Regions from separate parts of the Homo sapiens genome. Here region 1 is linked to region 2. A link is an interaction called in ENCODE POLR2A ChIA-PET data of the cell type or tissue named here. Cell type or tissue: PC-3. All regions are shown on one strand.

Region 1 (2,500 bases), 210 kb after region 2:
AAAGCTCCTCATTGCCTACAGGAAACATTCCAAGTGCCTAACCATGGCACTCAAAGCCTACCATGATGTAGTCCTTGCTCTCCTTCCCCATGTTAAGCCGTAAATCATTAGCAGTGTTCTCCAGAGTTTCCTAGTCCTCATTCTAAAACCATGTTGAATTATACTTCCATAATCCCTTGAAATTTGGCGTCACTTGGGCCAATGAAGTGCAAATAGTGGTGACCCATTTCACTCCTGCAGACACTTCTGATGTGGCCGGTGCATGAGTTGGCATGTGCCTCTCCCCCTGCTGTGGCCACCAGTGACACCATAGATGGTGAAGTCTCCATCGGTCTGCATCTCTGAGTGAAAACGTCTCAAACCAGAGCCCTAGATGACCTGTAATGGACATATAGGGAAAGCAAAAGAGAAACCTTCTTATTGTGAAATTGGGTGTTGCTTGTTACTGCAGCATATACTGCCCATGCTGACTAATATCATGCATCAACTGGGCCCATGACCCTTACCATCTAACCTTACCAGGTGACTTACAATCCTTTAGGTCTATTATCATGCCAGTGCTGCCCTCTTTGGTGTTCCCTCCTCCCCATGCCCATTTGGCAAAGTTCTCTCATCCACTGAGACTCGGCTCAGTTGCCACCTCCACTAGGGAGACTTCCTAACTTTCCACCTAAGGCAGCATTGGGCATCCTCTTTGCAGGATGCCCAGGGCATGCCTCTATTGCAGTGCTGCCACATTACCTTTCTAAATGTTTTGTTTCCTGGACTTCAGGGCCACTGCTAGCCCATTTGGAGCCTTCGTTAGATTCAGAAAAAGCTGGCCTCCTCCAGGTGGCTGCAGCTGCCCAGGTGCATGGCTCAGCAGTGAATCATGACCTGACTTCAGGTCTTCTTCCCCCATGGCCTGACACCTGTGTTCTGGGCACAAATTGTACAATGTCCTCCATGGCCCTGTCTGCAAGGCTATTCATAAACAGCGAGCAATTTATGAACTTGGCTTCGAGCACCCTCAAGTGTTCACTGAAAGAATGAATATTTCCTAATAGATGAGACCTGTCCTCAATTATCCCTTCCTCCTCCCACCCGTCCTCTCCTCCTTTTGTTCTGCCTCATTTCCTGACCTCCCAAGCCCAGTACTAATGAGCTGCAGAGTGGCCAAGAGCCTAGAATTTGTAGTCAGACAGACCTAGTTCAAATCTTGACTCTACCACTTACTTGCCATAAATCCTTGAGGAAGTTACTTAGCTCCTCTAAGCCTCAGTTTCCTCATCTATAAATTGGAGACATTATCAGCTTCACAGGGCGCCCACAAAGAGCACATGGGAAAAGGCGTTCAATAGGTGTCTCCAGGGCTCCTCCAAGTCAGGCTCTACAGCTGGGAGACCAGAGTGGCCATGGAAGGCATCACTGAGGAGGGAACATTGAGATGATGGCTGAATAGCCATCCACGCAGAAAGCTGGGAGAAGAACCTTCTGGACAGGGAGAACAGGAATTGCAAAGGCCCAAGGTAACCAAGTTCAATAAAAGGCTACTTTTCCATCTCCAGTCTTCCGTCCACACCTGAACACACCATCGTCAACCAGGCCATCGAGGCCACAAGTTACACACCATGACCTCATCACACACTTGATTTGTTGACTCGGAGCAAGTTACCAGCAATGAATTATCAACCCCTTTCCCAGAATGGCAAGCCCTGGGGCTATGTGCAAACTGAGGCGGGAAAATAAGAGGTGTCAATAGAGCTGAGTTTGCTCTGGGCCCAGGGCCATGTAGATAAGCTGGTTATCATCACCAGCTCCAGCTCCAAGAGGCACAGTGGGTGCCACTGCCACCACCAGGAACCCTGGGGTTTGCTTGTCCTCCTGCTGGAACGCCCAGCACACCCACAGGGCCAAGAGGAAAGTAAACGCTCTTGACTAATCTCCCCCAGTGCTATCACAGGGGCCCCCCGAAGGTGGCTGCTCCTTTGGCAGAGTCTGGTTCTTCCATTCCTTCTTGGAAGATGGCCATGGGGCATCAGCACCTGACCATGATGTCTGGTGGCTAGAATTCAACTTGAAATCAGTTGAGACCCAAGTAATGCCCAGGCTTTCCCGGTGGGTTTTCCTTGCTCCATTCTTTGTCTCCATACAGTGAAGCCCCCAGAAAGCATCAGTTGTTCATCCCTCATCAGGGCCTTCAAAGTTCCAAGGTCTTTCTTGAGCCTCAGAGAGGCAACAAGTCCTTGAATGCACCCTTGTCTGACCCTCCCAACTCAGCCAAGAATCCCCTAAAGATGAAATAGAACATTGGGTTTCAATTGTCGAAGTCTGACCAGAAGATGTTCCTTACTCTAAATACAGGCCAGTGTCACACCAACTTACAAGGGTCAGTGTGTTATGAACAAGGAGGGGAAGCTGTGGGGCTGCCAAGCTGGGCACAAGTCAAGCACTAACCGGCACCACTGCCTCCTGCTTCCTGGTGCCACTCCAGCCGGGGCTGCCCCCACTGTGTCTGGCA
Region 2 (2,500 bases):
GGCTAATTTTTTTTTTTTTTTTATTTTTAGTAGAGACGGGGTTTCACCATCTTGCCGAGGCTGATCTCGAACTCCTGACCTCATGATCCACCCACCTCGGCCTCCCAAAGTGCTGGGATGACAGGTGTGAACCCCCACGCCGGCCCCATATTTCTCTTTTAACTCACATCTATGGCCTTGAGAAAGCTCTTTCTGATAGAAGTGGAAAACTTCAGACCTGGTTCACAAATGGGGCAGCACAATCGGTTGTTACTAGCCAGAAATGGACAGAAGCTATACTATAACCTCACTCAGAGGTGGCTCTGAAGAACAATGGTAAAGGGAAATACTGGCAGTAGGCAGAGATGGGATAGTACCTTTGGTCATTCGTGGACTGTATATGGAAACAAGTGGAGGTATAGATATACATGGACTCCTGGGCAGGGGCCTGGAAGGAACAAGACTGGAAAATCAGAGGCAAGGATATCTGGGGTAGAGGCATGTGGATGGACACGATGTATGTTAATGTCCAGTAGAGAAGCTCTACCACAGGGAGGCCTACGACTATCAAGAGGACATTAGCCAGCTTCTCTCCATTGGCCACATCAGTGCTGGTGCAATGGGTGGTAGGAATGGAGACCACACATGGACAGATAGTTATGAGAACCATTTCAGAAGTCTGAGATCGAGTACTAGTTGTCCATAGTGTGGCCAAATCAATGAGGCATCCTTTTATTGACTTTCCTTCTTTTCCTATTTCTCTTCTCTTTGTTCCTCAACCTGTTCCCTCGGATCGCATTCCCAAATAACCTGTCGCAAACAAGCCCTTGTTCCAGGCTCCATTTGAGGGGGAAGAGGCTAAGTTAAGCTACTACCCATTTACAATTGTAACCCCTGTTCACACTCCTAGCCTCTCTTACACGGCTCTGTTTCTTTTTTTCCATATAACCTATTTATTATGTCTATTGTTGATTATGTTTCTCTCCCACTAAAATATAAGCTCTGTAAAAACAGGGATATTTGTCTGTTTTGGTCCGTGTAGTGTCCCCAGCACCTAGAACACAGATAAAGTTGTGTTGAATGAGTGACTAAGTGATTAGAGCTAATGTATGTACATTTAGATGCTAAATATTTAGAACATGGTAGAAAATTCTGGGCCTCAGGAAACACAAGGTTTGGCTGTAGCTGGTTTGGAGACTGTGGTCAGGACTGAGAAATTTCGGGATTCAAGAGACTAAGGAGTGGGTTTGGCTTGGCCCAGGAGCAGGGCTGGTCCAAAATTTAGAGTCTCGTAGAACCAGAGCCTTTCCTGCCCGTGGTGCCATGTTTCAGCCAAAGCCTTTATGCTTGTACCACAACCCACCCCTGTGGTTAAGAGCCCAGGGTCTTCATCCAAACAGACCTGAGTTCAGAGCCTACCCCTACTACTTCTTAGTTGTGGGATCTTGAGCAAACTACCTCTCTAACTTCAGTGTCATTATCTGCAAGGCTGTGCTAAGGACACATTCTACTTGGTTGAGTTGTAATGAGAACTGAGGGTTAAGGTTCCATATAAAGTGTCTGGCACAATAGGAAGTGCTCACTAAGTACCCGTCAGCATTAAACTTTCCCACGTGCCACATGGTGAGGGTGGCGGCCTTTCAGTTCTAGGTCCTCTCTTCCTTCTGGTGGGAGAGTCGGGCTTCCCTCAGTAATGTTGCTTATTCCAATTTGTTGGGTGAAGGTCAGAAGAGAGATACAGTCTGGATGAAAAACTCCTGAGTTCTCCACAGGGTGCAGAGCCACTGGGTGTCCCTTGCAAATTGAGTTCACAAGGTCCTGCTCCAAGAGTTCTAAATAAAAATGAGCTCATTGATTTGGACACCCAGCTGGGTGCACCTTTCAGCTTCATTTTTGAAACTTCGAGTCTGTGAAACATGGGCTGCCTGGGGTGTATCATGTCAATCCAGCCCCAGCAACACTCACATCATGCTGTCTTGCCTCTACTTACCCTGTGCCCTGTCAAGAGCACCCTTCCCGCCACCCTACACCTGAGCTACCTGCTGAAACCTACCAACGCTTCTGTTTGTCCTATTCTCCCTTTCATTTCTTTCTTTTCGTTTCCTGCCCTCTTTGGCTTTACAGCAGGCTTCTCTCCCCAACAAGTTCCATTTTATTGTTCAACTAGTTTAACATGCATGTTTAATTGAACAAGGTCAAATGCTAGTCAATATTTTGCCCTCCCACCAAATAATAGACCTTTCCCACTCTGATCACTCCTCACCAATTTGTTATTGTTTTATGGTTCTTTAGTTTTATCTCATTTTTTTTTTCTTTTTTAATTTTTTTTTCTTTTTTTTTTTGAGACAGAGTCTCGCTCTGTCGCCCAGGCTGGAGTGCAGTGGTGCAGTCTTGGCTCGCTGCAACCTCCACCTCCCAGTTTCAAGTGATTCTCCTGCCTCAGCCTCCTGCATAGCTGGGACTACAGATGCGAGCCACCACGCCTGGCTAATTTTTGTATTTTTAGTAGAGATGGGGTTTA

The links. ChIA-PET counts read pairs that join two places held together with the same protein. Peaks named below come from ENCODE experiments on the same cell type or tissue, not always from the same donor. Only the 100,000 strongest peaks of a DNase experiment are listed, where the experiment ranks them.
Region 1: POLR2A ChIA-PET joins it to region 2 with 5 read pairs; 8 of 35 experiments call an interaction of 5 or more read pairs at or near these places.

Annotation. Positions count from the first base shown.
Region 1 is chr11:61,172,692-61,175,191 of GRCh38, forward strand. LOC124902678 (a long non-coding RNA gene) reads left to right here and starts at 2,148. Exons shown (of 4, transcript XR_007062691.1): 1 at 2,148-2,500. In PC-3, a CTCF peak has its summit at 1,016; a DNase peak (open chromatin) is centred at 970; H3K27me3 peaks cover 391 bases.
Region 2 is chr11:60,965,473-60,967,972 of GRCh38, forward strand. No RefSeq gene overlaps it. Among named protein-coding and RNA genes, the nearest start is that of CD6, 5.0 kb to the right of the region's middle. In PC-3, no CTCF peak of the experiment used is centred here; no DNase peak of the experiment used is centred here; H3K27me3 peaks cover 2,154 bases.